2 separate regions of the Homo sapiens genome follow, and region 1 is linked to region 2. Evidence: chromatin loops called from intact Hi-C (ENCODE). Cell type or tissue: endothelial cell of umbilical vein. All regions are shown on one strand. Each heading gives the region's core, and the rest is flanking DNA. Links, peaks and the distances in the headings are about the cores only.

Region 1 (5,372 bases), core at 167-5,166, 80 kb before region 2:
TAAAACCCCATCTCTACTAAAAACACAAAAATTAAGTGGGCATGATGGCACGTGCCTGTAGTCCCAGCTACTCAGGAGGCTGAGGCAGGAGAATCTCTTGAACTCGGGGAGGTGGAGATTGCAATGAGCAGAGAGTGCATCACTGCACTCCAGCCTGGCCAACAGAGAAGACTGTCGGGAAAGGGAAAGGGAAGGAAAAGGGAAGAGAAGGAAAAGGGAAGGGAAGGGAGAGAAGGAGAAAGAAGTGGCAGAGCTGCAATTCAAAGCCAAGCCTTGCCCTTTAAAACTATACACCTTCTTCCAGGGTTGGAGGCCAAAGGATTCCTCCTTTCCACCACTCCTCCTGGAGGAACATGTGTCGGTACCCAAAAGCATGCCTGCAAGGTGGAGAGACAGGGAGAGGTTCGCGTGGCACCCAGACGAGCCCCCTAATTCATGTCATTTTTCTGCATTGAGTCCTGATGATTTATTTCCCCAAGCACAGCCCAACTGAGGCTGAACCTCCTGGGCCCACGTGACCTCCTCAGCCTGGCTCCGGGAGGAGGTAGCTGAGCCGCATCTTCCCATCTGCTAGGTGTCAGGTTTTGCAGGACACCAGGCCTGAAGCTGTCCCTGGCCGTCCTCTCCCAGTCGCCCCACCCCACACCATTTCCCAGCTTCCCAGGAGGCGACAGATCCCTTGTCTGTTCCCCAGCAACGCACCCCGACCCCAAGTCTCTCCTGCCCCCAAGCAGATCCCATTCTCAGAGCACAAGGCATCCTTGGCCTTCAGCGCTGAATGCTCACAAGCTTATGTGATCAGTGTGCACACCAGCACCAGCAGCGTGCCAGGGCCAGGCATGTTGTACAAGTGAAATGCCAAGAGTGTGCTCCAGGGAGCAGCCTGGAAGGAAGCAAGAGTGACAGGGGAAGGAGCTGAGCAGGGTGTGGCATCAGGTGGAACCCAGCCAGCCCGACGCCACAGGGGGCTCTGGAGTGAGCACTGCAAGATAAAAGCAGCCTCTGCCATCAGTTAGCCAGTGACTGCTGGCTGCCCGCGGGTGGCAATGGGGGCAGTTGGGGGGGACGCGGATGGGACACAAGCTCTTAGGCAAGCACCTCCCATCAGTCCAGGGCAATGCACCAGGAAAGGGGGTCGCTGTGCGTTGCTGGCACCCAACATTCCTAGAAGCTGGAGGATGAGTGCACCGGCCAATAAAGGGGATGCAGCGGGGCCAACAGCTTCCACTACAACGAGATACCGCTTCCTGTGCTACGTGCTTCACGTACATTCGCTCTCATCTTTGCTATGGTCCCGGGATGTGGTTGTGGTTACGATAAATGGAGGCTCCGAATGCCCATGTCATTTGTCCAGAGTTTCCCATACCCTTGATGGCAGAGGGGCATCTGAAATCAGGTTGTATGACTTCAAAGTCCATGTAGGGTTGCCAGAGTTGACAACTAAAAATACAAAACGCCGGCCGGGCACGGTGGCTCAGGCCTGTAATCCCAGCACTTTGGGAGGCCGAGGTGGGGGTGGATCACTTAAGGTTAGGGGTTCGAGAGCAGCCTGGCCAACATGGTGAAACTTCGTCTCTACTAAAAATACAAAAATTAGCCGGGCATGGTGGCACACGCCTGTAATCCCCGCTACTCAGGAGGCTGAGGCAGGAGAATCACTTGAACCTGGGAGGCGAAGGTTGCAGTGAGCCAAGATCACGCCACTGCACTACAGTCTGGGCAACAAAGTGAGACTCTGCCTCAAAAAAAAAAAAAAAAACAAAAAAATACCCAGTTATATTTGGATTTAAGGCCCAGTGCACTGGCTCACACCTGTAATCCCAGCACTTTGGGAGATCTAACATGGCGAAACCCCATCTCTACCTAAAAATACAAAAATTAGGCAGGCATGGTGACGCACGCCTGTAGTCCCAGCTACTTGGAGGCTGAGGCAGAAAAATCGCTTGAACCTGGGAGGCAGAGGTTGCAGTGAGCTGAGATGGTGCCATTGTACTCCAGCCTGGGTGACAGGGTGAGAATCCGTCTCAAAAAATAAATTTGGATTTCAGGTCAACAAGGAATCTGGTTTTAGCACAAGCATGTCCCGGACAATATTTGGGACATGCGCAAATGAAACTATTATGCATCGCTTATGTGACATGCAAATTAACGGGGCGGCCTGTATTTTAGCTGACAACACTAAAGCCCACAGTAGTGGGCTGCCCTCTTCCACTCTGGTTACTCAAGCAAACAGGGCCGGGGTGCGGGGGGCGTGGAAAGAGCACATGGCACCAGATACTGGGGGACAGCATTCTGTTACACTGAAATACACACAAATGCTTTCGTGCTTTGCAGAGGGAGGGGACCTACAGTTTTTGTCTGATAACGAGGATATAATTGTGGCCACATCACCACGTTTGAAATTATCCCCTTTAAATGCTGTACCTCCGGGGGGGTTCTCACTGAAAGCACAAAGCGATGAGAAGTGGGACATTTTCTGTCCGGTGTTATCGGGTCCCCGCGAGAACGCCCCCGAGTTCGGCAGGCAGCCCCGGGTTTCCCTCCACCCTCGCGTGAGGGAGCTGTGACTGGATTCTCTCTCTCAATCGATCACTCTAGGCGCCCACACTCGGCGCTGACAAACCTCAACTCTGCAGGAGCCCCTGCACGGAGGGGAAGCCCAGGAAGCACAATCCCCCCCATCCCCGGGGGCTTGAGCTGTACCCCAGAGCTCTAACTTATTTGACGACTCTGCCTCCCCGCCCAGCTGAGGTCCCAAGAGCTGTCCACTGTGCACGATGTGACACATAGCACCTGCAGAAAACCATTTCCAGTGCCTGCTCCCACTCTCGCACTGGGAGGCGTTTCACCAGGCGCCGCGCTGGGGGTAGTGAGGGATGGGGTGAGCTTCGGAGGCTCCCCGAGGCAGCAGTAAATCTAGGCTATAATTAAATCAGACTGTGAACATATTGTTCACGGAAACCTCAGCAGAACATGAGTCATGTTGCTTGAGTGAATCACAGCCTCAGAGTTTCCATTTATAATTGCTTTATCTGGGGCCTTTATATTTCACTCAGGATTTTGGCCCATGCTCCCGTTATTCTCCCTTTTGGGGAAAGCCTGAGGACTGGACATGGCTAAGAGTGTACCTGGGCAGCCAGGAAAAAGAGCAAACGCCAGGAGAATCCTCTCCCCAGCCCCAGGGGCACCTCCCTCCTGCGGATGCCCCCAGGGCCATGGGGACAAGCGGCAGGGGAAACAGAAGGAGGGGACATCGGGCCATTTCGACTCTTGCTAGTTTCTGAAATTTTAAGTAAAATTTGATGAGAGGGAGGAGGTTGAAAGCTCAGGTTAGAATGAAGTTTCATGATCTCTGTGCTGCTTTTGGTTAACTCGGCTACCGGGACACAGCAGACAGCGCACAGTAGTGCCCACACACAGGCCCCGGAGCCTGACTGGGCTCTGCCCCACCGCGTACCAGCTGCACAATGTTGACAAGTGGCTTCACCTGTGTCTGTCTCTTCCTGTGTAAAATAGGAGTGATAATAACAGTAACCTCATAGGCTGGTTGTGAAGATTAATGAGTTAATATGGGTGAAACCCTTAGAATACCAATGGGCTTGGTAGAAGTGCTAGTGTGTGAGTTTTCATCACCATCACCACCAACATCATCTCAGACCACCCGCGGCATCGCTGAGCACTGAGGGACAGGGCCTCACGTGCTTCACACACAACCCACAGGCAGCAGTGCAGGTGGAGGCAGAACTCACAGGATAGGGGTGCTACCTGGGCCTTCCCTGCATTCTGTCCGTCACTTTTGTTGTAGGCGAGGAAATGCAAGCCCCAGCTCACACACATTAGCGGTGAGCCCAAGCAGACAGAGCTGAGCCTCCTGACCCCACCCAGCACGCTTTCGTGTGTTCCCAGGTGTTCCTACTGCAACCACGTGCTTGGAGCCGGGAGCAGGTTTCTCCCTTTAGGAGATTTGCAGGGTGGGGTCTGTAGCACTGGTAGGCAGTGGGAGACTGACACTTTGAGCCACACCCGGGGCTGTGTAGTCAGGGTCCCCACAACCAGAGCGCCAGCACCCTCATCACTCAGTGCACACGTTCAGGATGCAGCAAGTTCCAATGTTGTCACCTCATTTGGAACCTCACCACAATCTTTGGAGGCCAGCTGGGGGCAGGGGGGCGGGGGTTGTGGACGAGGTGCCCCTGCTGCGGATCCTCTGAGAGCTTTGTAATGAAGAGTGATTTCACCCACTCAGACCCAACATGTAAGTGGCCCCGGGGATCCCCAACGTTTTTCCTGCAGGGATCTTTTTATCACCCCACTTTCCCTGCTTTGAACGAGTTTTTCTCCAAAGCTGCAAGTGATAAGTAAATTAATTTGTTCTCCTATAATTTATTAATTGGCAATGAACATAATGGCCAAATGAAGTTTCTGTTCAGCATGGGAGAAAGGGTGCTCCCAAGCCAAGGAGCTGGGATTCCTGCCAAGAGCAAAGAAATGTGACATTTTCCTTGGCCCGAGATATCTTATTAGGAGCTCCAAGTACATTCTCCGGAAGGCTTTCTAAAATGACAACACCAGATAGGCTCCTGTTAGGATGGCTGTCCTCCCCACAGGCCCAGGGACCCCAGGAAGGGAGTCATCAGGGGCTGCGATCCCGCTATGGCAGTCCAGCCCCTCTAGGTCAATGACTGGGTAAGGGCCTGTATTAGTCTGTTCTCACACTGCTAATAAAGAACTAGCTAAGACTGGGTAATTTATAAAGGAAAGAGGTTTAATGGACTCACAGTTCCACGTGGCTGGGGAGGCCTCACAATCATGGCAGAAGATGAAGGAAGAGCAGAGGCATATTACACGGTGGCAGGCAAGAGTGCGTGTGCAGGAGAACGCCCCCTTTATCAAACCACCAGATCTCGTGAGACTTATTCACTATCACGAGAACAGCACAGGAAAGACTAGCCCCCATGATTCAATTACCTCCCCCTGGGTCCCTCCCACAACACATGGGAATTGTGGGAGCTGCAATTCAAGATGAGATTTGTGCCCAGATAGAGTGATAACCCTGACCCTAAGCTGGGCTGAGCATGAGCCATGTTTTTCAGTTAGAAATGCTTGGTTTGGGGCTGGGTGTGGTGGCTCATGCCTGTAATCCCAGCACTTTGGGAGGCAGAGGCAGGCAGATCACCTGAGGTCAGGAGTTCAAGACCAGCCTGGCCAACAAGGCAAAACCCTGTCTCTACTAAAAATACAAAAATTAGCCAGGTGTAGTGGTGCACATCTGTAATCTCAGCTACTCAGGAGGCTGACACAGGAGAATCACTTGAACCCGGGAAGTGGAGGTTGCAGTGAGCCGAGATTGCACTACTGCACTCCAGCCTAGG
Region 2 (5,372 bases), core at 204-5,203:
ATAATTTTATTTCATTTCTTTCAGAACAGGAAACCTGAAGAAAAGTCTTCAAAAGTCCTTTCTAAGAGGTCATAACATTCCCATGTAAGAAGTTGAAAACCAGAGTTCTGGGGCCGGGCACAGTGGCTCATGCCTGTAATCCCAGCACTTTGGGATGCCAAGGCAGGTGGATCATCTGAAGTCAGGAGTTTGAGACCAGCCTGACCAATATGGTGAAACTCAGTCTCTACTAAAAACACAAAAATTAGCTGGGCGTGGTGGCACATGCCTGTAATCCCAGCTACTCCAGAGGCTGAGACAGGAGAATTGCCTAAACCCAGGAGGTGGAGGTTGCAATGAGCTGAGATTGCGCCACTGCACTCCAGCCTGGGTGACAGAGTGAGACTCCATCTCAAAAAAAGGAAACCAACCAACCAAACAAACAAAACCCAGTGTCCTGTAACATCTTTTCCTACAGTGAGAGACATGGTATGACCTAGCAGTCAAAAATGAGAAGCGTAGAGTCCAACAAATTTGGAATCAAAACCAGACCCATCATTTAGCAAATTATTCAACTTATGTGAGCTTCAGTGTCCTCTTTCGGGAAATAGGAATAATATTATCTACGTCATCAGGTTGCTTTAAGGATTTAATGAGATAATGCACATAGCTGTTGTTCTTAAGAACTCATCCCTGCCATATAGGGTAAAAACTGACAAGAAAGCAGTTAAAATGTAGGACTGGAAATTTAGAAAAACGCTAAATTTCACCAAGACAAATGAGCAAGAGTACTCAGGAGTGATCAATACATTCTTGTTGAATGGATGAATGAATGAGAGGAATATTTATAGATCTTACTCCATGCCAGAAGCTGCCAGAGACTCCAGACAGGCAGCTCTGGATATGCACGCTGTCACAAAGATGAGTACATGGCTTATTGCCTTTACATCCATGTTTATAGACATACTCAGTACAGTTCTCAAAATGACAACATAGTGACAGGAATGGCAGTGTTAGGGGCTTGGCAGACCCTCTCCCCAGTGAAACAACCATTTAACTGGTGAACATCTTTTTCTTTAAGACAGGGTCCCACTCTGTCGCCCAGGCTGGAGTGCAGTGGCACGATCTCAGCTCACTGCAGCCTCCGCCTCCCAGGTTCAAGCCATGCTCCTGCTTCAGCCTCCCAAGTAGCTGGTACTACAGGCATGCACCACCACGCCCAGCTAATTTTTGTACTTTTTATAGATATGGGGTTTCGCCAAGTTGCCAAGGCTGGTCTCCAACTCCTGGGCTCAAGCAATCCGCCCACCTCAGCCTCCCAAAGTGCTGGGATTACAGGCGTGAGCCACCACGCCCAGCGGAAAATCACTTAAAAAAAAATTAAAATAGTTAAAGCCACTGGAAATTGTCCTAATGGCATACAGCATATGGAGAAACATTTAAGAAAACTTACTAAATTTTGATACCAACAGAGAGAGTCTGTGGCATTTGAGCCATGATCTACTCTAACCCCCTTCACTGATCAGCATGAAGGATGCTCTACTTCAAGTGGATGCATCCAAGACGGGGCTCCTTCTTCCCCCAGCTCCCAGTAGAGGGCTATGGTTTTGCCCCAGAAGGAGCAAGCTGATGGGCATCCCTCATTCCCCTCAGCTCTGCGTTACAGAAGCTGGATTCCAGGCAAGCACAGCAGAGAGGACTGGGGTCACTTCTCCCGCTCATTGGGCAGAAGCCCTATCCTAGGCATGGCAGCCTGCAGGTGCTAGACCCCAACTGCCCCCATGCTTGCTCAATCATAAGGAGGAGGTGCTATGCCAAGAAGGGCAAGCCAAGAAGACCAGGAGCTATCATCCCTGCCTACTACCCCACTTGTGGAATGGGGCTGTCACTGGAGGAGAAGTGGGTCACTGTCCCTGCTCCCAGCTGCAGTGCGATGGCACAGTGGTTTGGCCCAGGGGGTGAGGCAGGTCAAGAACAGAGCACTGCCACTCTTCCTAAGGGACTGGCCTTATTTGGCACAGAGTGTAAGGAAGTTCATGCCTAAAGGCACTGTTGAAAACAATGGAGATTGTTGGGAATAAGCATTTACGAGGAGGATGGTAGTGCCGAGATACTAGTAGTAACAGTACCCCAGCTAGAAGAAATTTAACAGACTGAATCGGGGAAAGACACAGATGAGAAAAGAGCCTTTGTGGAGGTTGGAGTAAGCCTCAAACATGGTTAAAGCCCTGCCCCTGCAAAGGGGTCCAACTTTAATCGGATCAGACTGTAGAGCACTCTGTGGGCCAGGGCATTGTTATTGTTAAAAACAATAGAGCAATCGGCTAGCAATTAGTGAAGGCTAACAGCTGGGACTGCTTCAAATAGAGGCAGATGGGTCCGAAGCTTAAAGGAGAGATCAGGGAAAGAGACAGTCAAAGAGAGCCCAATTAAATCCACACCAGCCCTGGTGGTGGGAGAAACTGTATGCATGCCCAAGGCAGCACTCTGTGAAGAGTGACATCAGAGGCTGCACACTGAAGGGGAATAGACTTCACTAAACTAGTCCAGACAAGTCACTCAACAAATAAACAAAAAAGCAAATAACAACAAGCCCCAGAGGGGCATGGGAATAACTACCTAGGGTTACTACAATGTAAGATTACAGGACATGCAAAGAAAAAAGTATGACTCATACACGGGCGGGGGGTGGGGGGAGCGGAGGGGGGAAGCAGGCAATAAAAACTGCTTTTGAAGGGACTAGACGTCGACTTAGCAGACAAAGATTTCAAAGCAACTATTATAAATATGTTCAAAGAGACATATATAAAACACTCCACCCAATAAGAGTGAAATATATAGTCTTCTGAAGTGCACATGGAGCATTCTCCGGGATAAACCATATGCTAGGCCACAAAAAAAGCCTCAACAAATTTTAAAAGGATTTACCAAAAAAAGAAAAAAAGTTTTAAAGGAATTTAAATCAGGCAAAGCATGTGTTCGCTGACCACAATCAAATTAAATTTTAAATCAATAAGCGAAAGAAATATGGGGAATTCATAAATATGTAGAAATTAAACAACACACTACCAAATAACAGATAAGTTAAAGAAATCACAAGGATATTTAGACAATACTATTGAAAACAAAAGCACAACATAGCAAAACTATTTTTTTTAAGGCAGCAGCAATTGTTTAATAACATAGCAAACTTAAGGGATGGAGCTAAAGCAGTACTTAAAGGGAAATTTGTATCTTTGTTAAAAAATAAAAAAGATCTCAAGTCAATGATATTACCTTCTAAGGAAACTGAAAAAAAGAAGAGCAAACTAAACCCAAAACAAGCAGAAGGAAGGAAATGATAAAGATTATGAGGCAGGAAAATAAGGTCTGGAGGCAGGGAACATAAGGCCAGTTCACACTTCAGCTATGACAGGAAATATCCTCTCCATTGGGCTTATGCTGTAAATGACTTTGTAACTTTACTTCAAACTCTGCATTTACATAGGGTGTACCCCAAGTAACCAATGGAATCCTCTGGGGGTATTGAAACTCCCAGAAATTCTATAACAGGGCCTTTCAGCCCGTATGCTCGGGGCCACTCCCACACTGTGGAGTGTACTTTCATTTCAGTAAAACCCTTCATTCCTTCCTTGCTTTGTTTGTGCGTTTTGTCCAATTCATTGTTCAAGACGCCAAGAACCTGGACACCCTCCACTGTTAACAATTAGTGCAGAAATAAATGAAATAGAGAATAGACAACAATAGAGAAAAATCAATAAAACTAAAAGTTGGTTCTTCAAAAAGATCAATAACATTGACAAACCTTAGTGAGACTGACCAACAAAAAAAAGGAAATATTACTACCAAACTTTCAGGAGAAAAAAAAATAAAGAAGTACTACAAACAACTTTAGGTCAACAAATTAGATATATTAGATGAAATGAATTTCATGAAATAAATTTGTTTCAGGAAATGAAACAAATTCCAAGAAAGACACAACTACCAAGACACAAACTACTCAGGAAGAAACAAAAAACTTGAATACAACTATAGCAAGGAAAAATATTGAAATTAGTAATTTTAAAACTTCCTGCAAAGAAAAGCCCAGGCCCTGATGGCTTCACTGATGGATTCTATCAAACATTTGAAGAATTAAAATCAATCCTTCACAGACTTTTCTAAAACACAGAAGAGGAGACAATACTTTCCAATTCCTCTTATGAGGCCAAACTTATACCAAAACCAGACAAAGATATCACAACATAAGAAAACCATAGACCAATAGCTCTTATGAATATAGATGCAAAAATCCTCAAAAAATATTACCAAATGGAAACCAGCAACATAGAAGGTGGATTATACATCATGACCAAGTGGGATTTATCCCAGGAATGTCAGGTTGGTTTAACATCTCTGAAATCAATCAATATAATATACTGTATTAATAGAATAAAGGGAAAGAACACATCATTTCAATGTATTCAGAAAAAGCATTTGACAAAATCCAACACTCTTTCACAATAAAAACACTCAATAAACTAAGCATAGAAAGAAACTTCCTCAATGTAATAAAAGGCCACTACAAACAAATACACAGCTAATATCATACTTGATGAAAGACTGAATGCTTTCCCCAGTATCATGAACAAGACAAAGACATCTACTCTCTTCACTTTTATTCAACAGTGTACTGGAGGTTCTAGACAAGGCAATTAAGCAAAAAGAAAAAAAAGGAAAAGAAAAGGCAGACAGATTGGAAAGGAAGAAGTAAAATTATTCACAGATAACATAATCTTGTAGGTGGAAAATCTCAAGAAATCCACTAAAAACCATTAGAACTAATACGTTTATCAAAGTTCACAACACAATGTCAGTATATAAAAGTCAGTTGTATTTCTATACACTAGCAATGAACAATCCAAAATGTAATTAAGAAAACAATTCTATTTACAATAGCATCAAAAACACCTAGGAATAAATTTAACAAAACAAGAGCAAGACGTGTATACTGAAAGGTAAAAAACATTGTTGAAATTAAAGATCTAAATAAATGGAAAGACATCTCAAGACAGCCATAGTACCCAAATTGACCTACAGATTCAAGGCAACCCTACCAATATCCCAGCTGCTTTTTGGTAGATATTGACAAATCAATCCTAAAATTCATATGGAAATTCAAGGGGCCCAGAATAGCCAAAACGATCTGGAAAAAGAAGAAGAAAGTTGGAGAACTCACACTTCCCAATGTTAAAACTTCCCACAAAGCTACAGTAATCAAAATTGTACAGTACTGACATAAGGATAAACATAGAGATTGTGAAATATAATTAAGAGTCTAGAAATAAACCCTTTTATTATGGTTAACTGATTTTTTGATAAGGGTGTCAAGAAAATTTAACAAGGAAAGTATA

What was found. Hi-C counts contacts between places; a loop is a spot of excess contacts. Peaks named below come from ENCODE experiments on the same cell type or tissue, not always from the same donor. Only the 100,000 strongest peaks of a DNase experiment are listed, where the experiment ranks them.
Region 1: a loop joins it to region 2, with 2.6 times the contacts of the local background. A loop is called at or near these places in 2 of 110 quality-filtered maps.

The regions. Positions count from the first base shown.
Region 1 is chrX:18,870,883-18,876,254 of GRCh38, reverse strand. No RefSeq gene overlaps it. Among named protein-coding and RNA genes, the nearest start is that of PHKA2-AS1, 17 kb to the left of the region's middle. RefSeq lists enhancers at 3,373-3,872, 3,873-4,374. In endothelial cell of umbilical vein, for the core only: no CTCF peak of the experiment used is centred there; a DNase peak (open chromatin) is centred at 2,954; H3K27ac peaks cover 490 bases.
Region 2 is chrX:18,790,995-18,796,366 of GRCh38, reverse strand. The region is part of intron 10 of PPEF1 (protein phosphatase with EF-hand domain 1); the gene reads right to left. Among named protein-coding and RNA genes, the nearest start is that of PPEF1, 86 kb to the right of the region's middle. RefSeq lists an enhancer at 2,017-2,600. In endothelial cell of umbilical vein, for the core only: no CTCF peak of the experiment used is centred there; DNase peaks (open chromatin) are centred at 2,536 and 3,316; H3K27ac peaks cover 1,308 bases.